Regions from separate parts of the Homo sapiens genome. Here all the other regions are linked to region 3. Evidence: chromatin loops called from intact Hi-C (ENCODE). Cell type or tissue: IMR-90. All regions are shown on one strand.

The links. Hi-C counts contacts between places; a loop is a spot of excess contacts. Peaks named below come from ENCODE experiments on the same cell type or tissue, not always from the same donor. Only the 100,000 strongest peaks of a DNase experiment are listed, where the experiment ranks them.
Region 1: it touches region 3 in a loop (7-fold over the local background); 32 of 110 quality-filtered maps call a loop at or near these places.
Region 2: a loop joins it to region 3, with 17 times the contacts of the local background. A loop is called at or near these places in 46 of 110 quality-filtered maps.

What each region holds. Positions count from the first base shown.
Region 1 is chr3:124,783,354-124,791,353 of GRCh38, reverse strand. All of the region lies in intron 10 of ITGB5 (integrin subunit beta 5), which reads left to right. LOC124909422 (a long non-coding RNA gene) reads left to right here. Exons shown (of 2, transcript XR_007096043.1): 2 at 1-238. Among named protein-coding and RNA genes, the nearest start is that of MIR544B, 55 kb to the right of the region's middle. RefSeq lists enhancers at 1-260, 6,121-6,360. In IMR-90, a CTCF peak has its summit at 4,419 (motif pointing left); DNase peaks (open chromatin) are centred at 3,613, 4,393 and 7,463.
Region 2 is chr3:124,561,836-124,569,835 of GRCh38, reverse strand. It overlaps KALRN (kalirin RhoGEF kinase), which reads right to left. Exons shown (of 60, transcript NM_001388419.1): 34 at 6,747-6,993. All of the region lies in intron 2 of LOC105374076 (a long non-coding RNA gene), which reads left to right. Among named protein-coding and RNA genes, the nearest start is that of UMPS, 160 kb to the left of the region's middle. RefSeq lists a silencer at 4,600-4,894 and an enhancer at 4,600-4,894. In IMR-90, a CTCF peak has its summit at 4,708 (motif pointing left); a DNase peak (open chromatin) is centred at 4,705; H3K27me3 peaks cover 2,599 bases.
Region 3 is chr3:124,896,836-124,904,835 of GRCh38, reverse strand. It overlaps a transcript of ITGB5 not described here. Among named protein-coding and RNA genes, the nearest start is that of ITGB5, 13 kb to the right of the region's middle. In IMR-90, a CTCF peak has its summit at 3,337 (motif pointing right); a DNase peak (open chromatin) is centred at 3,365; H3K27ac peaks cover 148 bases.

The DNA.
Region 1 (8,000 bases), 110 kb after region 3:
GTCATGGGAATGTGTGTGAGCTTGGGGCTCTTGTGTCTCTCTGCGGTTTCTAGAGGCAGCTTGACTTAGAGAATGGTTCTGTCCACAGACTGTTTCTGTGTGTGCGAGGGGAGCTTCCTGGGGCCATCATGAGGATTTCTTTTCTTTTGAGTCTTGTAAAGTATTGACCCATAGAATATGAGAAGCAGGACATGTTCTGTTCAGTTGTTTTTCATGTAATAAAAGATTCTTGCTCAAACTTTGAGTTTCTTTGTTAGTTTCTGTGTCCAAACGGTGCATTTTCTGGGATTTGAGCTACTCCCTTGTGGTACATTGCTGAGGTCAGTTTCAACCCAGATGCTTTCAACCTTCTCTACACTTAAAATGACTGCACTGGAGTACATTGAATCCTTTGCTAATGGTCAGCCTCATTCTTGGATTCCACATAATGAGGAAATTTAAATCAAATAGGATATAGAATTTTGAACACAGCCCTTTTGGTCTCGTGGCTGTAAGATCTCAAAAGCACCTCTGAGTAAGGTCTCATGTATACGTCTCACCTTTATTTTACCCAAAGTTTGAGCAAGAATCTTTTATTACTATGTGGCAGGCAATTAGAAGTCAAGGGGCATCCTCCGTTCTCTCCCAAACAAAAAAAAAAAGAACAAGAAGAAGCATGGTACTAGTAGCATCATTCCTAGCAGGCCAGGGCCAGCATCCAAGCATGGGTTCTGGGTCTGGGCTAACAGTTCCCGGCCGATTTAGCAAAGTTCTGATAACCCTGTCTAGTTAAAGGCAATTCTGTTAACCCTGTCTAGTCAAAGGCAGTTCTGTTAACCATGTCTAGTCAAAGGCGGTTCTGATAACCCTGTCTAGTCAAAGGCGGTTCTGATAACCCTGTCTAGTCAAAGGCGGTTCTGATAACCCTGTCTAGTCAAAGGCGGTTCTGATAACCCTGTCTAGTCAAAGGCGGTTCTGATAACCCTGTCTAGTCAGAGGCGGTTCTGATAACCCTGTCTAGTCAGAGGCGGTTCTGATAACCCTGTCTAGTCAGAGGCGGTTCTGATAACCCTGTCTAGTCAGAGGCGGTTCTGATAACCCTGTCTAGTCAGAGGCGGTTCTGTTAACCCTGTCTAGTCAGAGGCGGTTCTGATAACCCTGTCTAGTCAGAGGCGGTTCTGATAACCCTGTCTAGTCAGAGGCGGTTCTGATAACCCTGTCTAGTCAGAGGCGGTTCTGATAACCCTGTCTAGTCAGAGGCGGTTCTGATAACCCTGTCTAGTCAGAGGCGGTTCTGTTAACCCTGTCTAGTCAGAGGCGGTTCTGATAACCCTGTCTAGTCAGAGGCGGTTCTGATAACCCTGTCTAGTCAGAGGCGGTTCTGATAACCCTGTCTAGTCAGAGGCGGTTCTGATAACCCTGTCTAGTCAGAGGCGGTTCTGATAACCCTGTCTAGTCAGAGGCGGTTCTGATAACCCTGTCTAGTCAGAGGCGGTTCTGATAACCCTGTCTAGTCAGAGGCGGTTCTGATAACCCTGTCTAGTCAGAGGCGGTTCTGATAACCCTGTCTAGTCAGAGGCGGTTCTGATAACCCTGTCTAGTCAGAGGCGGTTCTGATAACCCTGTCTAGTCAGAGGCGGTTCTGATAACCCTGTCTAGTCAGAGGCGGTTCTGATAACCCTGTCTAGTCAGAGGCGGTTCTGATAACCCTGTCTAGTCAGAGGCGGTTCTGATAACCCTGTCTAGTCAGAGGCGGTTCTGATAACCCTGTCTAGTCAGAGGCGGTTCTGATAACCCTGTCTAGTCAGAGGCGGTTCTGATAACCCTGTCTAGTCAGAGGCGGTTCTGATAACCCTGTCTAGTCAGAGGCGGTTCTGATAACCCTGTCTAGTCAGAGGCGGTTCTGATAACCCTGTCTAGTCAGAGGCGGTTCTGATAACCCTGTCTAGTCAGAGGCGGTTCTGATAACCCTGTCTAGTCAGAGGCGGTTCTGTTAACCCTGTCTAGTTAAAGGCAGTTCTGATAACCCTGTCTAGTTAAAGCCACTCCTGAGATTAAGGCCACATCCTAGGCTTCTTGACTCTTGTCAAACAAAACACCTGCCATGGCAACAGTTATCCAGATACAGTTTTAAAAGTGTTTCTCACCATATTTATATTGTTTTCTTTAGTAATGTAATTTTCACACTCAGAATCAGTAGCCTGGCAGCCGTCCTTGGGGCTCAGGTTGCTGCTGTATCTCTGTCATTGCAATTGGCATATTTCACAAATGGCTTGTTACAGTACTGTCTTGAAGGTGACTTCCATGACAGAGGTCTCCAAAAGTACCTTTTGTTTGTTTTACAATAGAGACAGGGTCTCCCTATGTTTCCCAGGCTGGTCTTGAACTCCTGGGCTCAAGGGATCCTCCCACCTCAGCATCCCAAAGTGCTAGGATTACAGGTCTGAGCTAAAAGTACCTTTTGAATGAACCTAGGCTGGACATATTTAATCTCCAGGAAAGGGACCTCTTGGCAGGATCACCACCACTGTGTGCTTCTGGTAGGAGCACCTAGAAATTCTTCGGGTTTTTTCACATACATTAATCTCTGCTCAGTTTGATGTTCACCCAGATGCTTCTAGCAAATACAAGGATGCAAAATATATCTTCCACAGGAAGGACCCCTCTCTCCCAAAGGAAGCCCCCAGGCAGAGCTTCAGAAACCAGTGTAGCAATTTCCCTTACCTGGTATCATAGAAATCCTAAATATGTACATGACAGTGAGGGCCAGGAGAGTCCGGTTCCATTTTGGAACAGGTGGCTCTGAGAACAGAATTTGTTACAGGATTCTTCAGTAACTCATCATAAGGAATGAGACACCTGTGAGTGGTAGTAATACTTCTGCAGGCTACCACGTACAGGGTGGCTAAGGACAATGCATGTTCCTTAGGCAATGATAACACAGGCAGAGCTGCCAGAAACCATGGCAGTAACCAGCACAGAGATGTTTCTCCTTGTCCCCTGCCAGGAATACTGCAAAAGCCTTTAGAGGCCTCCTTATATAATGGAAAGGAAATGGCTCTGGAATTTCCTACCCCAGAAGGGAGTTGTGAGGAACCAACAGGACAGTGTCTATAAAGCTCCTTGCAGGGGCCCTACCACCAGGGGCACTGAGTATATTTTTCTCCCCCGGGGCTGGGTGCAGTGGCTCACACCTGTAACCCTAGCACTTTGGGAGGCCAAGGTGGTGGGTGGATTGCTTGAGCTCAGGAGTTCAAAACCAGCCTGGGTAACATAGCAAGGCCCCGTCTCTACAAAAAATTATCCAGGCATGGTGGCGTGTGCCTGTGGTCCCAGCTACTTGGGAGGCTGAGGTAGGAGGACCACTGGAGCCCAGAAGGTGGAGGTTGCAGTGAGCAGAGATCATGCCACTGCACTCCAGCCTGGGCAACAGAGCAAGACCCTATCTCAAAAAAAAAAAAAAAAGAGCTATCTGTTTCTAGCCACTACTCAAGTTCACTTGAAAAGCAAAAAGGTACCAAATTGTAGGGCTTGTGATCCTATAATGAAATAATACATCTTTTAAACTAGTCACATGAGCCAGCTGGGCTGCTCATCTCTGGAGTCAGCCAGCCTCTTGCAGCTTGTGGTTGGAGAAACCAGAGCTTTGGAAAAACCAGAGCTTAGTAAGTATCTGATCTGAGACAATGCAGCTACAAATATAGAAACAACAATCTCTCATTGAAGGTCATTTTGTGTTAGGCAGGTTGCTGCATTCATCTCATTCAACAAAAGTTCATTGAGCGTTCTTCATAAGCCAAGTGTTGTACTGGCTGCCAGGGATATACAGCTGGAGTTTCAGTCTTGAATTAATTTCTAAATTTTTATTGCCCCTGGAATTTTCCACTTCTTTCTTGAAACTTTCTGGAAATAAGGAATGGGAACATGAATCATCTTATGCTTCTACCTTTACCATTAAGACTTCTTTGAGATCTTGAAAGACAAAAAACAGAGTGTTGGGAAGCATTTTGAGAACCTGCCTTCTCGGTGCTCTGAGCTTAGCTCAGTAAATGGAGCTTTTTCACTGCTTTTGCTTACCGCTCAGATCCTGTGTCCAGAAACATCTTAAGCAACAATTCACCTGTGATTCTGAAAATCTAAGCGTTGGGCCTCCCCTCACCGTCCCACTCCCTCTACTTAGGAAGAGAAGTTTGCCAACAGAACCCCGTGGCGAGGATTCTGTGTGTGCCTTTGAACTTCAGGCCTGGTGCTTAAGGTCACGAGGTTTGGCTTGTGAAGGAAATAATGACATTTAAAAAGCAAAGGAAAGTACTAGGAAGACCTAAGAATGCCAAAGATAAGATCTTAGTCATGTAGGCTTGAGGTGTGCGTGGTATTAGCCTTTTGATATTATAGGATAACATGCTGGAAACTTTTCCATGTTTAAATTTAAAACTGTGAGAGACCTCTGGTGGCTGAAATGGTTATTCTTAAGGATTCTTTTGTTCCATTTCTTAGGGGTTGAGCTGACACTTTGAGTTTGGTCTTGGTTTTAGATACTTCAACATAGTTGGTTATTTACAGGCTTCTGCTGCTCAGTGCCTCTGGTGAGGTGGGGCAGGTCTGGATGGAGCTATGTTGATCTTTGGGGTGAGTGTCTGTCATGCTCAGAACACTGACCTAAGAGCTCCACCCAGATCCAAAAGCTCCCTTGAGTCTGGAAGTTGCTCCAAGTCTGATCTGCTCAAAGGTTTCCTTCCTCTTTCCAGGGCTCCCTCCTGGGCTCTGACTGTTGTTCTCTGACCCAGAGGAGGGAACCTGCTGTCACTCCACCCCATAGCCACCACTCCCAAAGTCTATCAGGTGAGTCCAGATGTCCCTAAGCTAAAGAAATATGCAACCCAGGTTGGTATGTTATTTGACGTCATGAAGTTGGCCTTTAGCAACAGGCAAAACTATAGTAACACAAGGAGAATCTTTTTTTTTTTTTTAAGAGACAGGGTCTTGCCCTGTTGACTAGGCTGGAGTGCAGTGGTACACTCAGTAGCCTACTGCAGCCTCAAACTCCTGGGCTCAAGCAATCCTCCCTTCTCAGCCTTCCAAAGTGTTGGGATTACAGATGTGAGCCACTGCACCCAGCTGAGAATCTGTTTTAATGGCCTTTTCACTATATTGAGATCATTTCCTTGGAAACAAACAGGCTCGTTTGTTAGTGTTTTGCACTCATCATGAGCAAGCCCTAACTGGGAGGATTTTTTTGCATCTCATGCCTTTCCTAGCAGAGCCTGTCACACACGGTGTGTCTACAGTGCATTGCCTGCTTCGACTATTTACATTGGGGAAAATTGAAGCCCAGAATCTGAACTAGGGCTCCTTGTGATTTTTGATTATAGAGTCAGACAGGGAGAACCTTGCACTGCCTTTTGCAGGTAAACAATTAGCTCATTTCTACCTAAATTTACTTTTTTTGGTTAACTTAAGACCCTTCCCACCACCCTGGCACTTAGCCTACATTTTCCAAGTCCTACCTTATAAGCGTTCTTTATCTCTGTCAAAATTTTAGGAAATATTTAGCCCGTTTTCCTAAGTGAGTTTCTCTAGGTTACATAAGGATATGTCAGACACAGTGAACCAGGCCTGGAGGATACACATGGACCAAGCAACTGCCTGAGGTACTCATCGTTTCGTGACTATAATTTGATGAAAGACATAGAGCTCTTCTTAGTATTCAGTGGGTATCTGGCTGTTGTTATTGGTGATGCTGAACCTACAAGTGCACCTTTGTTTTTTTGGGGTTTTTTTTTTTTTTTTGAGATGGAGTCTCGTTCTGTTCCCCAGGCTGGAGTGCAGTGGCACGATCTTGGCTCACTGCAACCTCTGCCTCCCGGGTTCACGCAATTCTCCTGCATCAGCCACCTGAGTAGCTGGGATTACAGGCGCCTGCCACCACACCTGGCTAATTTTTTGTGTATTTTTAGTAGAGACAGAGTTTCACTATGTTGGCCAGACTGGTCTCGAACTCCTGACCTCGTGATCTGCCCACCTTGGCCTCCCAAAGTGCTGGGATTATAGGCGTGAGCCACCGCGCCCGGACACAAGTGCACCTTTGTTAGTCTCTTCTAATTTATAAAACGCCCTTGACGTGAATGATCTCATTTACTTGTTATTACTGTGCCAGGAGATTGGTGTGCTGTCACTCACCCTGCCCTTGTGGGAGGCTACGGCTGAGAAGACTGGCATGTAGGCCACACTCCCCACTGAAATTTTGGGCCAAAAGTCTTGACCCAAACAACGTCTACCTCCCCTAACCCTAGGGGGCTGCTCTTCTGCTGAGCAGCTGCTTCCCTGCCGCCTCATGGCTTGACTGGGGTCCCGGCAGCCAGGCTTCAGTGTGGCCTACACATGGGACATTCCAAACCACCTCCGTCCTTTGAGAAGGCAGCTAGTCTCTGAACAGTGGCCAGCCTGGGGTGGAATATGGGAACTGTTAACCAACCACAACACCATGACAGTTTCCAGTTTGAAAATAGTAACCCTCGCATCCTGTTGCGGTGACCAAGAGGGTGGCGAGTTCACACTTTCCAGATGTGATTGGCATTTCCCCAGAAGTGCCTGCCAGGCGGATTGGGCAGGTTAAGCCAAACCTAAGGTGTTGACCTGAAGTACCTCTGTTTCTTTTGGCTACAGCCTTCTGTTTTTCTTTCTGAATCAGCATTCTCAGGGTCCTAGAAGAGGACTATGGTTGATTTCACTCAGCTGGTTTTAGACTTCTTTGAAACTGGAAAGGTGAATTCATTAAAGAACACAGGATTTGTCCATCTTCCCTCCACTGCCTTAATCTCCCTGTGACATGGCAGCTGGGCATCGGCATTGATTTTGTTTGTTGTTGTTGTTGTTTGAGATAGGGTCTCACTGTCTCTCCTAGACTGGCGTGTGAATCACAGCTCATTGCAGGCTTGAACTCCTGGGCTCAAGCTATCCTCCCACCTCAGCCTTCCAAGTAGCTGGGACTACAGGCATGTGCCACCATGCCTGGCTAATTTTTAATTTTTTCGTAGAGATGGGGTCTCACTGTTTTGCCCAGGCTGGTCTACAACTCAAGGGATCCTCCCACCTCAGCCTCCCAAACTGCTGGGATTACAGGCATAAGCCACTGCACCCAGCTGGCATCAGCATTGAGAAATCAGGTGGCTAAGACCAGAAAGGCAAAGATAGCCTTTGAGACGGTTCTGTTGCTTTTTACAATGGAGTCTTAGATTTCTAGCCAGTACCATCATCTCAGAAAGTTAATGCTGAGGTTTGGAGAACCTTGGCTTAAAGCAATATCACCTTATTTTTTTTTATAGCAGTGGTATTTTGCTACTCAGATACAGAATGCCCCATGTAGTCCAGCCGATGAAGGACAAAGGGTGAGGGGCTTGTCAGGGCATTGCCTGTTGGGAAACACCATCAGCTGACTGATGGGGCTGGTTTGTTAACAATATGCCGCGGACAGAGGAGCAGCTGTCCCTGAGACTAAAGATGTGTCATTGTTTGTATCTCTAAAGAGCTTTTTGCTGGAGAAACCCAAACAATGTGCAAGAAAAGTGGGAGATGCAAGGCTGCGATTTCAGTGTGACCACAACCATGTTCTTCCAGAGAAAAGAGAATTCTTAATTGTCTTTTTCTCATGTTACTCTGAAGTCTCTGGGTTTCTTGGACATTTGTTAAGAATCTGAAATATCTCAAGAATCACATTTAAGTTCTTCAGGTATCAATAATACTTCTGTTCCTTTTCTTATGTCCAGCATTGGATGTCTTCCCCCAGGGTTTGAGGTTTGTCCTGGTGATATTGTCAACCACAACCAAAGGACAGCATGTTCTGAGCATCTTCTACACGCCTGACACCATGCTAGGTGTGGGGCACAGAAACATAAAACAGAGGCTTTGATTGCGTGTGGGTTTGTAGGCTAATGAGATGAGGCAGACCAGCAAACAAACAAGTCCATCAGTGTGCCAAGTGATTCTATACCTACGTCTCTTAACTAAGTCTTCTGGTCAGC
Region 2 (8,000 bases), 340 kb after region 3:
CTCCTCCTAGAGAGTGGGGCATTTGGGGCCAGAGGTGAGAGGGAGAGTGGGAAGGTGGGTATGTGTAACTATAATGGGGTTAATGCTCTTAGATTCAGCTAGACTGGCTAACAAGCCAAGTCAGATGGGAGAATAAACTAAAGTGCCTGTCTCAAAGGCTTTCAGACTTGGGAGGGTGTAGAACACAGTGGTAAAGTGAGACCTTGGGAAATGGACAGGCGTGGGTTCAAATTTAGGCCCACTGCTTGTCAGCTATGTGACTTTGAGCATATTACCTAATCTTTTTAAGACTCAGTGTCTTTATCTGTAAGATGAGGAAAATATTATTGCTATTAGCATAAAGCAACCCAGAACCTGACCCATGGTAAAGCTCAATAAATGTTAGGTATTTTTGTGAGTTGGTGACACACTTAACACAAGTCGACATTATCAAACTTGCCCGGCATTCTCAGGCTGTTGATGGTAATTGCCTTCAGAGCCCAAGTTTTATCCACGGTTCTCCACCACCTTCTGCAGCATGGGGAAGCTGTTCCTGAGGCCAAGTAGGTGGTAACAGCAGAAATCATCAGGAGGCCTTCAGGGAGAGGACTCCTCATGAACAAGCCAGGGGTGCCATGGGCCACTGTCCCTCTCCTCTAGAGCATCTGCTTCTGAGGCTCACGGGGGAAGCCTTGGACTTGGTTTCATAAGCAGAGAGGTATTTCCTTACAGCTTCTCCAGACCCTCAGCCCCAGCCAGGGAAGAAAGTGCACAGGAAAAGGAACACAGGTGTCCTGTACAGCCAGGTACAGAAGAACCTAGACTGGTTATTGGAGCCTGGGGCAGAAGTACCCAGGACCAATACTTTTTAAAAGCCATTCTCACCATTTTTAAGTGTACAGTTCAGTGGCATTAAGTCCATTCACATTGTCATGCAACCATCATCACCATCCATCTCCAGAACATTTTTCATCTTGCAAAACTGAAACTCTGTACCCAACAGGCACTAATTCCCCATTCCCTCCAGCCCCTGGCAATCATCATTCTTTCTACATCTAAAAAGTTGACTACTCAAGGTATTTCATTTAAATGGAATCATATAGTATTTGTCCTTTTGTGTCTGGCTTGTTTCACTTATCCTAATGTCCTCAAGGTTCATTCATGTTGTGGCATGTGTTAGAATTTCCTAACTTTCTAAGGCTGAAGAGTATCCCATTGTATGTATATATTCAATTCACCTGTTGCTGGACACTGGGGTTGCTTTCACCTTTTGACTATTGTGAATAATGCTGCTATGAGCATGGGTGTACAAATTTCTGCTTGTGTCCTTGCTTTCAATTCCTTTGGATATATACTCAGATGTTGGATTGCTAGATGATATGATAATCTTATTTTTACTTTTTTGAGGAATCCCATACTGTTTTCCATGGCAGCTGTACCATTTTGCATTCCCACCAGCAGTGTACAAGGGTTCCAATTTCTCCACATCCTCATAACACTTGTTATTTTCTGTGTGTGCACATTTTAAACAATAGCCATCCTTTGCAGTGACATGTTATTGTTGTTTTGATTATCATTTTCCTAGCAATAATTAGTGATGTTGAATATCTTTTCATGTACTTATTGGTCACTTGTATATCTTCTTTGGAGAAATTTCTGTTTAAGTCCTTTGTCCATTTTTAAATTTAGTTTTTGGTTGTTGTTGTTGAGTTGCAGGAGTTCTTTATATAATCTGGACATTAACCCTCAACCTTTCTAATACATCTTTAAGTATCTCCTAAGCTTGACACCCTGGGGGTGCTGAGTCCACAAAGCAGTGGTTCTCAACCCTAAGGGAACATCAGAATCACTAAGTTTGTTCTTCTTCTTTTTTTTTCCCCCTGAGATAGAGTCTCACTCTTTTGCCCAGGCTGGAGTGCAGTGGCGTGAACACAGCTCACTATAGCCCTGAACCCTCAGGCTCAAGCAATCCTCCCATCTCAGCCTCCTGAATAGCTGGGACTACAGGTGCATGCCACTATGCCCGGCTAATTTTTTTCTTTTTATTTTTTTCACAAAAGAACTTAAAAATATACTGATGTCCAGGTCCTTGGCAGCTGGATTAATTGTTCTGGGGTGGATATGAGGCATCAGTATTTTTAGAAACCTCCTCCAGGTGGTTTCTAAGGTGCATCCAGAGTTGGAAACCACTGCTACAAAGGCTTGCCTCTTGGGAGGTGCTGCCCTCCACCACCTGCTGCTGTGAAAGTGAGAGGGGCCTGTGGAAAGGCAGGACTAGGGCTGGAGGGCCCAATCCCAGTGAGAAGCCCTAAGATGTCAGAGTGGCAGTAAAGTAGCAGGAAAGGCAGCCCCACCCCAATTCTGACACACAGCCCCACTCTTTTTCACCAACCCCATCATGAATGACACCAAGACTTATCAGGAGGAAATAACCAACCACTGCTCCCACAGAAGGCAGAGGAGGGAAGGGCAGAGAGGAGCCCTAGCACTACCCAGAAGCTCAACAGGTGCTGGGAGCCCTGGTCTGCTCCAGCTTGGCCACAGACTCCCTGTGGCTTCAGGGAGGTCACCTTGCTTTCCTGAGCCTGAGTGTTCTCTTGGAAGAGAGGAGACCGGGCTAGTGCAGTGGTTCTCAACCCTGACTGCACCTTAGATTCACCTATGGAACACTTAAAAATACTGACCCTCAGGCCCCATCCAGAGATTCTGATTCCATTTGTTCTAGGTGGGGTCTGGGCATTGTCATTTGGAAAAGCTCCCAGATGATTCTCATGTGCAGCCAGCGTTGGGAACCCTGTGCTAGTGGATCATCAAGAACCATCCTGTGGTTCTTTTGTCCCCATTTCTGGGGTGATAGTCATGGCCTGAGCACTCACAAGGTGCTTAGCCCTCACACATAGTCCCTGCTTCACACAGCCTGCAAGAGTGCTGACTTGGTGCTCTCTGCAAATGCTAAGAGGACCAGTTCTCTTATGGGAATTGAAAAAGGAATTGATTCCAACCTCCTGACACCAGATGAGACCACTCTGTCCTATTCCACAACCCCCAGAGGAACATTTTATTCTCAATCTAGTTGTGCATAACTTATAAGGTAAAGCACCCACTGGAGACAAATTACTGCTGAGAGAAGAAAAGGCGGTTTGCCAAGCAGGCAGCCAGCTGGAATAAGAGAAGGAATAGCTTATTGGGTCTTAGCTAAGGCCAACACTCTGGGCAGACCCCAGAGAGACAGGGAAAGGGTTTTGAGGCTGGGCTATGTGCATAACTGCACACACTTTCAAATGGGGTCTAGTTAAGGGCATAAGGAGTGCTCCATGGAGAATGCAGACTTAGGTCCTTTTTTTTTTTTTTTGAGACAGGGTTTCACTCTGCAACCCAGGCTGGAGCACAGTGGTATGATCATGGCTCACTGCAGCCTCAGCCTCCCAGGGTCAGGTGATCCTCCCACCTCAGCCTCCTGAGTAGCTGGGACTATATAGGTGCACACCACCCCACCTGGCTAATTTTTAAATTTTTTTTGTAGAGACAGGGTTTCGCCATGTTGCCCAGGCTGGTCTCGAACGCCTGAGCCTGAGCAATCCACCTGCTTCAGCCTCCCAAAGTGCTGGGATTACAGGAGTGAGCCACTGCGCCTGGCCGACTTAGGTCCTTGACTGTTGGGAGTCGGGGACCTCTGTATTCAGAGCTCACATGGGTGAGAAGATAGTAAGACCTCACAGGATGCCATTTGAAAGCTCAGCATAATTGGCCTAAGCTTGGGGAAACAGGAACCAACCTGGAAATAAAAAGCCAAAGAAATGGGTGATAGGCACTGCTGGTACCTTTAAGAAGCTATGCTGGTTGGCAGAATTAGCTGGAAAGTTCTATGACAGCCTCCCTCCCAGCTTTGTCTCTTGCCTCTATTTTCCATTCCTGGTCTTCATCTCCTATTTTTAGTTAAATCTCCACTAATCTGTCCTATAGTCGAGACAACCCCCAGTCCTGTGCAATTCTTACCCTGAATGCTTCCACCTCCCACTTCGGGATCACAGATTGACTCTGACACTGCTCTCTGGCTTTCCACCTTGGGTTTGCTCCTGCGAAGTTGCACATGTGGCAGCCCCAGCAGGGAGGGAGTGCACATTTTACCCAGCCTCAGGCTAGGAGGCCAGGTCTAGGTCAGGAAGTCTCATCTTCCCTTGAAGCTGAGTCCCTCCTGATGAAAACGACCCACACCTGGGGATCCAAGGAACGTTAGCCTTTTGCGGCAAATGAATTGCTGTGCTTGATTTTGTCTCTGCAGATGGGTCTCTCAACTGGACTTGTGGGAGTGTGTAGTTATTTTGCTGGATAATCTATGGCAAATGATATAATAGCAAAAACTTATCATGACAACTAAAGTGCATTGAATGCCAGGCACTGCTGTGTTTTGTCTCCATTACCTCATTTTACCCTCACAATCTACCTTCTGTGTACCCTCTTCTCCTCTTGGCTAGACTTCAAGCGGAACCAGATTCCTGAGTTTCCTTGATTTTCCTCTTGTGCCTGCAATTTCAAATTCCCACACAACTTCCTGACACAGTCCCTCCTTAGTCCTCAGAGGACAGGGGGGAAAGCAGGCAATGATTAAATTGGGAGTGGAGGGCACGAGGAGAATTAGGACGTCGGTCTTAGCTGACATTTTTCTCCTGGTGGAAAAAACCCTGGAAGGCTGGATGCAGCACAAACAATTCAGCCTGCTGCTGCCATCTAGTGGAGGAAAGGAAGTCAGGCTTTGGAGGTAGACCAGATGGCACTCCAGACACCGGAGTGTTTTAAATATGTTCTGAGTTCACAGTTAACCATCAGGAAGCCTGCAGCAGGTCTCCATGCTGACCCTCGTCCCCATCTTCCTCTCCTAGAAATATCTAGCACAGGTCTGCATAGAAGGCATGCCTGCTGCTGATTATCTGGCCAGTTACAAAAATAAGCCCAGAACTAAGGCCTGGCTTTGGCTTCCTCAGTGTAAAATGCTTGGCTGCAAGGCCTCTGCCACTTGGACTTCACAAGTCAGTGGATCTCAAACTCAAATGTGCATCAGAGCCACCTGGAAGGCTTGTTAAAATACAGACTGTTGGGACCCACCGGCTCTGGAGGAGTGGGGGTTCTGATCATTTGCGTTTCTTTCTTTTTTAAAATTAAATTTAAAAACACTTTTTGAGGCAGGACCTTGCTCTGTCACCCAGTCTGGAGTGCAGTGGTGCAAGCATGGTTTACTGTAATCTTGTCTTCCCAGGCTCAAATGATCCTCCTGCCCCAGCCCCCCACTGAGTAGCTGGAACTATGGGTGTGTGCCACCATGCCTGGCTAAAATTTTTTAGTTTTGTAGAGATGGGGGTCTCACTATGTTGCCCAGTCTGGTCTCAAACTCCTAGCCTCAAGCCAGCCTCCCAAAGTGTTGGGATTACAGGTGTGAGCCACTGTACCTGGCTTTTAACTTTGATTTTTTATTTTTAGAGGTGCGGTCTTTCTCTGTCAGCCAGGTTGGAGCGCAGCGATGCAATCATAGCTCACTGCAGCCTCAAACTCCTGGGCTCAAGTGATCCTCCTGCCTCACCATGCCCTGAGTAGTTGGAACTACAAGTGAACACCACCTTGCCCAGCTAATTTTTTTTTTTTTTTTTTTTTTTTTTTGAGACGGAGTTTCGCTCTGTCGCCCAGGCTGGAGTGCGGTGGCGCGATCTCGACTCACTGCAAGCTCCGCCTCCCGGGTTCACGCCATTCTCCTGCCTCAGCCTCCCGAGTAGCTGGGACTACAGGCGTGCGCCACCATGCCCGGCTAATTTTTGTATTTTGCCCAGCTAATTTTTTTAATTTTTTTTTTTTTTTTTTTGAGACAGAGTCTCGCTCTGTTGCCCAGGCTGGAGTGCAGTGGCACAATCTTGGCTTGCTGCAGCCTCATGGCAACCTCAGCCTCTCGGGTTCAAGTGATTCTCCTGCCTCAGCCTCCCAAGTAGCTGGGACTACAGGTATGTGCCGCCTTGCATTTTTAAATTTTTGTAGAGACAGGGTCTCACTAAGTTGCCCAGGCTGGCACCTGCATTTCTAACAGGTTCCCAGGGCATGCTGATATTACTAATCCAGAGACCACCCCTAAAGAAACACTGTCATGAGGAGTTTAGTCTCCCTGGCATGAGAAAAAGTGAGTAAACAGGCATGTGAAGGGAACACAGAGCTTACATACAATAAAAGCCAAGGCTAGAATACTTTATCTGTTGAAGGCACATAAAGGAGTCATGGACCTCAAAGCCTGGCTGGGCTGAGGGAAGGATCAGATCTGACTCAGCTGTGGCTCCTCCCTGGGTGTGCCTGGTGTCTCCAGGTCAGCATGTGAGTACTTGGTCGGGGGTCAGAGAGCCAGAAGTTGCTGTGGAGCGGGAGTGGGTCAGTGGAGAAAGGATGAGTCTAAACCATATTTGGCCAAAGGTAGAAGAGGACTTTCCCGAATGTAGTGTGATATGATGGGAAAACTGGAAGAGATCTTGGAGGTTACTTAATTCAACCTTCATTTCCAAGATGAAACTGACTCAGGAAGGCTAAATGACTTTCCCAAAGTCACACACAGTTACTCGGGAGCTCTTCCTCTCCAAGTTCCCAACCCATTCTCTTCACAGTCAGGTCCCAAAGAAACCCCACAGGGTAAAAATGGGTCTGTGAGACAGGTCACTTCCATGGTGGTCTTCAGCTAGAGTCAGGCCAGCGCTCATGGCCTCCTTGGTCTGTGCCTCCCACCCGCTCTGTTCTCCTACCTTTCACCAAGGGGAAGAAGCAGTCCATCTCCACGCTGCTTCGGGAGTGTGAGATGCACAGGGCGCTGCTGGGGACCAGACCCTCCAAGGGCGGGCTCCGTTCGGTGGTACGGACCAGACACCAACCAGGCCGCTCGCTGGGCCGCTCCAGCAGCTCTACCGTCTGCCCCACCTGGATGGTCAGCTCACTGCTGTGGCCCGCACTGAAGTCCTGGAGGACCACTGTCAGCTCACATCCACCAGAGAGCTTTGGAGGGTGGTGGTGGAGGGAGTAGAACAGGAGGGCATGGAGGAAGGGGGGAGAAATATGGGAGAGGGTTGGTGAGAGGGGACGAAGGATGTGTGAGAGCAGAGGTAAGGAGGAAGAGAAGGGGAATAAAGAGGAAAAATGGTGTTTAGGGCAGAGAGATGGCAGAAGATGAAAAGGAGAGTTGAGAACAGGAAAGAAAACAAGAAAAAAATGTAATTAGCACAGTGCTATTCAATCACTCAGGCTTTCTAGCTGTAGCCACAGTCTGAAGCCTGCCCAGAACCAGGGCTTTGATTCTAATTCCTCTTACTTCGTTAGAGCTCATTATTCCTTTGCCAAGCTTCAGCTAATTGTGCCGTTAAACCCCTTCCCTATATGCCCCTTTACTCCTTCCAAGGGTTCTACCCTGTGCCCTGTCCCTGCCCTGACTACCACCCTCAGACTCCTATTGTATGGGCATCTATTCTAACTCACCCCTCCCATTAGATTCTCACTAGATGATAGGGAATAATGGAAGAGACAGCCTTCCTTCCTTCTAACCCCTGCAACACCTCCCATCCCCACCCCTTACTGGAGCCATCAGCCTAAAATCGAGGCTACGAGGACTACAAAAAGAATGGGGCTTCAATTCAAAGGCAGAAGTAAAGCAATGTCTGTCTGGGAGGGGAATAGCCTCAAAGGCTCAGGCACTGGGGACCAGGAGGAAGAATCAGAAGGGAAGACGGGCCACTTCTTACTTAGGAGCATACGCCCAGCCCTCATGCTCCATGCTGGCTTGTCTCCACACTGGCATCTTCCTAATTCACTGATCCTGGGGCAGAAGCAATAAAAGGGGTTGACAGGAACAACCCCTACTGGCTGAATGCTGAGACTTCTCACTTTTTCACCTTGGGGATTTGGCCCCACTTCCCCCCTTTCTTCTGGCTTCATATTTCCATGAGAATCCATTCGGTTATTAGTTTGTCTCATAGAACTAAGTACAGTCTCCCTCTTGGAAGAGCAGC
Region 3 (8,000 bases):
CTTTGGTAGGAAGTTTGGAGAAAGAGAAACTTTCTTCTTCTGGAAAGTGGGCTTGAGGGTGTGAAGTCTTGAACTGCTTCTGTTTTGCTGGGGACAAAGCTGACACACACAGAGGAGAAGAACTGAGAGAACCAGAGAGAAATGGACCTGGCACCTTGATCAAACCATACCTGAAGCCTCTGGAATTTCCTCTGCTACAAGGCCAGTTTGAGTAGTTTTTTCCTGTTATTTGCAGTCAAAAAATCCTCACTGATACCACTTATGTTTATTCTTGTATTCTCATGGCTAAATGGTGAATCACATATAAGAAACATACTCTTATGAGCTATTAATGCCCACACTGAAGACATTAGCCATAAACCAATCAGTTAACAGCAGCAGAGTTATTGCAGGCAGAACTTAAAATTGGCTGGCCACTGTATTTTGTCATCACAGACTCTATTTCTGACCTGCATATTACCCCCTTTGTATTTAAATATGATTCTGGATTCAGTACTAGTAGAAGGCTATTTCTAAAGAGGCCTTTCCCCCTTCCTGATCCCCCTTTGGACCAGAGCATGCCAACTCCTGTCACTTCTCAAAGGTCCTGAGCCATACTAATTCTGGGCTTCCTGGGCCATTCTTCAAAGACTTGCATTGCTATTGTTTGACTAAAAATAATCTCCTAAAGATATATATGTATAATGTTTATGAAAATGGCTTTTGCATTTGGATTCAAAAAGTTCTTTTTGATTATTGTGCAATATGACCTATAATTCATTTGTTTCTGCTTGCTGGTAACTTTGCAAAGGTTCTCTTACTAATTGTTCTGCCACTTTGGAGGGCTGTCAGAGTGAACTTTCTACGATGCATATCTGATTGTGACACTCCCTTGCTTAAGCTTTCAGGGGTCATCCACTGAGAAATAGAGCTCATAGAATAAAGTCAGACTCCTGGTGGCATGGCACTCCTAGACATCCAGTTACTGCCGCTGATTGTGCTGGCTTTGCCTCATGACCCTCCCCACGATGCACTACCACTTTGGCCATACCTGCTGTTTCCTAAACATACCACCTCTTTAATTTATTATTATTATTATTATTTTATTTTATTTTTTTGAGACAAGGTCTGGCTCTGTTGCCCAGCCTGGAGTGCAGTGGTGTGATCTTGGCTCATTGCAAACTGCCTCCCAGGCTTAAACCATCCTCCCACCTCAGCCTCCTGAGTAGCTGGGACTACAGGCACTTGCCACCACACCTGGCTAATTTCTGTGTTTTTGTAGAGACGAGGTTTTGCCATGTCACCAGGCTGGTCTCGAATTCATGAGCTCAAGCAATCCACCTGCCTTGGCCTCCCAAAGTGCTGAGATTACAGACATGAGCCATCGTGCCCAGCCAACATATCATCTCTTCATGCCTCCATTCCTTTGCTCATGCTTTCCCTCTTGCTTTTCCTCATGCTCATGCTTTCCCATTTTGGAATGCCCGTTTCCTTCAACTACCTAATGTCTTAATCTGTTTGAGCTGTATTACAAACTACCACAGACTGAGTGGCTTACAAACAACATAAGTTATTTCTCACAGTTCTGGAGGCTGGGAAGTCCAAGATCAAGGTGTCAGCCAATTTGGTGTCTGGTGAGGACCCAGTTCCTCATAGATGGCCATCTTTTCACTGTAACCTCGCATGTTGGAAGGAGCAAGAGATCTCTCTGGGTTTTTTTTTTTGTTTGTTTTGTTTTTTTGATGGAGTCTTGCTCTGTCACCCAGGCTGGAATACAGTGGTGCGATCTTGGCTTACTGCAACCTCTGCCTCTTGGGTTCAAGCAATTCTCCTGCCTCAGCCTCCCAAGTAGCTGGGACTACTACTGCAGCCATCACGCCCGGCTAATTTTTTGTATATTTAGTAGAGACGAGGTTTCACCATGTTAGCCAGGATGGTCTCTATCTCCTGACCTTGTGATCCACCCGCCTCAGCCTCCCAAAGTGCTGGGATTACAGGTGTGAGCCACTGCGCCTGGCCTGGGGTCTCTTTTATAAGGACATTAATCCCATCCATGAGGGCTCCACCCTCATTAACTAATAACTTCCCAAAGGTCCCACCTCCTAATAGCATCATATCAGGCTTTAGGATTTAATACATGAATCTTGAGGGTACCTAAACATTTAGACCACAGCACCTGATAAATACCTCCATCTGTCTAGATCAACTAAACCATTTTCTCCTCTGGCTACCCCAGTACTCTCAAGTAGAGTTGCCTCCTTCATGTCCCAACTGGTCCTGTAACCAGTTCCCCCAGAGAAGTGGTTGTATCCATGGTTCCTTCTAACCCAGCACAATGCCTGGCATAGAACAAGTATTAAATAATTGTGAAATGGGAGTGTAAAACAGGACTCTTGCAGCTCAACCTTGAAGAATATGATCATTATCTTGATTGTGGCACTGGTTTCACAAGTATACACATGTCAAACATTGTCCAATTGTACACTTTATAAATGTACACTTTGGTGTATGTCAATTATACCTTCACAAAGCTGGGTTTTTTTATTTTTATTTTTTAAGTGGGGAGTGAACTATTATGCAGAGCTGTCTCCAACCTTGAGGGCGGCACCTTCTAGGCACAGCCCTAAGACAGGACGAGAAAACGCACATGTCACACTGCTGGCTTGTCGCATTAGACCGAAGGTCCTCTGAGGTTGGCTTTGGGTGAAACAACAGGAATGGCCCGCTGCCCTGACAGCGGCAGGTCTTAGCTTCACATTGGGATCCCCTGAGGAGGTATAAAAGTTACTGATGCCTGGGTCCCATTCCAGAGCACATCAGTCTAGGGCAGACCTGAGTCTCAGGAGTATTTAAACTCTCACCTGCACGTTTTTTTGTTTTGTTTTGTTTTGTTTTTGTTTTTGACAGAGTCTCCCTCTGTCACCCAGGCTGGAGTGCAGTGGCACGATCATGGCTCATGGCAGGCTCTAACTCCGGCCTCAAGCCATTTTCCCCGCTCAGCCTCCTGAGTAGCTGGGATTCCAGGAGCCACCCGCCACGCCCTGCGCTCCCAGGTGCTTCTAATGTGCGGTGGAGTTTGAGAACCACTGTTTCAGGTCACTGCGTTGGCTAATGGTCCAACTCGAGGTCACATCACATCATTTCCCATTCCTTCCTCCAAGAGTCTAGAAGCCAAGAGTCACATTGTGGACAAGAAGCCCCAGTAAGCTCCAAGTCTCTCTATGGAGAAGGTGACCAGGCATCCAGATTGCATCAACACCAAAACCGTTTGAGGCTGAACTCTTTTGTGCCATTTTGCCCCCAAACCTACCCTGGCCTTCCGCCCCTTTCTGCGGCTGGGCAAATCTCGGGGCCGGTAGGTGGCGCTGTCTCCTATGGCTTGCAGAAAACTCAACTTCCGGCGGGGCGGAGCTTTTAAAAGGCTTTTTTGAAATCATTAACTTTCATTTTATTATTTCTTTTTATCGAGACAGAGTCTCACCCTGTCGCCCAGGCTGGAGTGCAGTGGCGAGATCTCGACTCACTACAACCTCTGCCTCCTGGGATCAAGCGATTCTCCTGCCTCAGCCTCCCGAATAGCTGGGATTACAGGTGAGCACCACCATGCCCGACTAATTTTGTATTTTTAGTAGAGACAGGGTTTCACCATGTTGGCCAAGCTGGTCTTGAACCCCTGACCTCAAGTCATCCTACCGCTTTGGCCTCGCAAAGTGCTGGGATTACAGGTGTGAGCCACCGCACCTGACCTTAAAACCATTAACTTTTAATGCACCATTTCTAAATTTCTCCTTGGACTTTTCCTTGGTTGGTCTCTTTATTCCTTGTTCTTGTGCTAGGGAGAAATGAATGTTACGCTGTTTGCTCTTGTTGAGATATTTGCATCATTTTTACTGAATCATTAGAGATCATATATTGTCCTCTTTATTGCTCTTATAATACATAACCATAAGCAATGTTAATGTCATATTAATGGTGCATAAAGTTTGGTACAATTGTTCAGAGAAATCAATGTTTTATTTAGCGGTGATTGTACAAAATTAAAAAGGAGATAAATCCATTTTCATTGAAAAATTCTTCAGTTAAATAAAAAACAAAATGCCACCCGTGGGAGGTGAGGTGAGCAAGATCTGTCTGGGTTTTCCCTGAGGGTTCTCCGAGAACTCCAGTTTGCCATTAATTGACAATCCACAGTGCAAAAAGCAAGGTTGGAGATTAGGTTGGGGAGAGCCCTGGAAAACATATGGGGGTGTTCTTCTCAGTCTCAGGGCTATGAAATGTGGTGCTTTTATTCAAAGACAGAAGCCTGGGGCAAACCATCAAAGGCCTCATAATTTCTGCAGGCCTGGTAACATTTTTCCTGAGCCCACAATCACGACATGTGGGCCAATAAGGAAATTCTCTGCTACTTCCAGGTGAGAGAGCCAGTTTGAAAATCAACAACAACAATAATATTTCATATATTATGAAGCACTCCCTATATGCCAGGCACAATTCTTGTGCCTCACACATATTAACCCCTTTAATTCTCACGATAATTATGAAGTAGGTACTGTTTTCATGCCTGTTCAATAGTAGGGGAAATAGAGGCAAGTAACTAGTCTGCAGTCACATATCTAGGAAGTGACACAGCCAGGATTTGAGCCAGGCAGTCCGACTCCATTGCCTACCTCTCTGTCATTTAATGTTAAAGTATTAACAGAGGTAATATATTTCAATAGTCAGTAGGAACAATGTGACATATATTTGAAGCTGAGAGTGTCCTGTATTTACCAGGACCTGGTGCCAGATGCAAATAGAGTGGTGGATGAAACACAGGCTTCATCGTCCTGGAGCTCTCAGGTTAATGGCCTTTATTACCAAAAGTGCAAAACTCTTTCTTTACTTATGTCATTGTTCAAATTTCATAAAGTATTCTCATATTCTCTCCAGTAAAGTAACTCATCTAAAACTACCTGCAACATGCCTGCTGCTGCTTTTTTTTTTTTTTTTTTTTTTTTTTTTTTGAGACAGGGTCTTGCTATGCTGGCGAGGCTGGAGTGCAGTGGCATGATCATGGCTCACTGCAGCCCTGACCTCCTGGGCTCAAGCAACCCTCCCACTTCAGCCTCCTGAGTGGTGGGACCACAGGTGAATGCCACCACACCCAGCTAATTTTTAAAATATTTTGGAGCGATGAAGTCTCACTATGCTGCCCAGGCTGGCTATGATCCCTGGGCTCAAGTGATCCTCCCACCTTGGCCTCCCAAAGTGCTTGGATTCCAGGTGTGAGCCACCATGCCTGGCCTGCTTCTCATTTATTACCCCAGATATGACTTCCTCTTTGTTTGGGAACCCTCCAGCTTTTCTATCTTGTGTGAAGGCTCTCCATTCTCTAATCAGCTGTGGTGTCCTGCCCTTATGCAGTGATGGGAGGAATCTTGGAGGCTTCTTTCCTTTTGGTGGAAACAATAGCCTCCTGACTGGGTCCAAGTCAAAAATGAATCCCCACTGGACAGCCAGCCCCTTTGCTGCACCTGAACTTCCTGAGGGAAAATCCTCTGTTTTATTTCTTTGCTATGTAAAAAGCCCTCAACAAAATTTATTGAATGTAAAAATTAAGTCCCTATTTCAATGAAGTGGCATGGCATCCTAGAGCAAAGCGTGTCCTGGAATATGAAAACAAATAAATAGAATCAGGGCTAAGATTTGAAAGCATCTCTTAGCCAGCCCTGAGTAAGGGGTCTTTACCATTTTCTTTCTTTCTTTTTTCTTCTTTTCTTTTTTTTCTTTTCTTTTTTTTTTGAGACAGAGTCTCACTCTTATCACCCAGGCTGGAATGCAATGGCGCAATCTAGGCTCACTGCAACCTCCGCCTCCCTGGTTCAAGTGATTCTCCTGCCTCAGCCTCCCAAGTAGCTGGGATTACAGGCATTTGCCACTTCTCTGGCTAATTTTTGTATTTTTAGTAGAGACAGGGTTTCACCACGTTAGTCAGGCTGGTCTTGAACTCCTGACCTCAGGTGATCCGCCTGCCTCGGCCTCCCAAAGTACTGGGATTACAGGTGTGAGCCAGTGCGCCCGGCCTTTTTTTTTTTTTTTTTTTTAAGACATGGGGTTTTGCGGTTTTGCTGTGTTGACCAGGCTGGTCTCAAACTCCTGGCTTCAAGTGATCCTCCTGCTTCAACCTCCCAAAGTGCTGTCATTTTCTTTTTTTTTTTTTTTTTTTTTTTTTTTGAGACGGAGTCTCGCTGTGTCGCCTAGGCTGGAGTGCAGTTGCACAATCTTGGCTCACTGCAAACTCTGCCTCCCGGGTTCACGCCATTCTCCTGCCTCAGCCTCCCGAGTAGCTGGGACTACAGGTGCCTGCCACCACGCCTGGCTATTTTTTTTGTATTTTTGGTAGAGATGGGGTTTCACTGTGTTAGCCAGGATGGTCTCGATCTCCTGACGTCGTGATCCGCCTGCCTCGGCCTCCCAAAGTGCTGGGATTACAGGCGTGAGCCACCGCGCCCGGCTGTCATTTTCTTAATGAAGAGAATTAACTTACACGATATCCTCTAAATGGTACATAAGTCTCATTCCATAATAGAGTATCTGTCATTTTTAACTAATCATTTTTTGCTGCTGTTATCCACAGTCTCAAGTTAAAAAAAAAAAAAGACCTCAAAGCATCAATACAAATAGATATTTGGACAATGGACCTCACCTGAATATTCTAATCAAGCCACATCTATTATTGCTCATGTGTCTTCCTGATAAGCCCCCTACCCCTACCCCCATAAAGTGGTGATTCAGGTCCTTCCTGTTTTGTTTTCAAGGTCATTACTGCTCTGCATCAATCCAGTAGAAAGCCAAAGAATATAGAGGATTTTGCAAGAGAGATTTTTTTATGAATCAAGTCTGGTATTACTGCACCTCATTTCCCCCCACATCATATTGGCTTAGAACTTGTCACATAACAGCACCCAACACCCCAAGGGAGGCAGGGGGAATATAGAAGAGCTACTTGTCTAGGAAGATAGCACTTTGTGAACAGCTCTCTAGTCTGTTTCTCTCCCTTCCTTCACCTTACAAAATTTCCTTATCCTTTGAGACCCAGCATAAACACCATTATTTATCCCTAACCCTGGAACAGTATTTGTCACATGGTATACACTCAATAAATACTTGTTGGATAAATGCATCATTCCACAAACATTTAAAAAAAAATTTTTCTTTATTTTGTAGAGATGGGGTCTTGCTATGTTGCCTAGGCTGGTCTTGAATCCCTGAGCTCAAGCCCTCCTGCCTCGGCCTCCCAAGTGCTGGGATTACAGGCATGAGCCACTACGCCTAGCCAACAGACACTTTTTTCAGTGCCCACTCTCAGGGAGTTGAGTAATAAGTCAGAGATTAATTACATAAGCAAATAACTTCAACCTCAACTCTTCCAATGGAGGCAAGGACCAAGTTCTCTAAGAACATGAAGGAAGCCAGCTGTGGTGGCTCACACCTGTCATCCCAGTACTTTGGGAGGGCAAGCAGGGAGGATTAATAGAGCCCAGAAGCTCAGGCAACATACTAGGTTGATCAGACTGGGCAACATAGTGAGATCCCACCTCTCCCTCCAAAACAACAATAACAACAAAAACAAACAAAAAAGAAGGACATGGAGGAAAACATTCTGTCAACAGTAGTTCTGGAAGGCTTCACAAAGGAAGCAACATTTGAGCGGGGTATCAAAAGACAAATAGGAGTTTACCAGTCAGAAAAGATCAGGGATAGGGCCTTTGGAGGAAGAAACACAATCTGCAAAGATAAGAATGTATCTGTCTGTGAGGGTGGGAGTAGGGGCCAGGCTCTGAAGGGCTTTGTGAGTTGTGCAATCTGATTCCTGGTCTACTTCAGTATACTTTGATCTTTCAAATATACCTGGTATATGTGCTCTGCCTCCTTTTTCTTTTTAAATTTTTTTTTTTTTTGGCTTTTCTTTTTTCTTTTGTAGAGACAAGGTCTCACCATGTTTCCCAGGCTAGTCTTGAACTCCTGGGCTCAGGTGATCC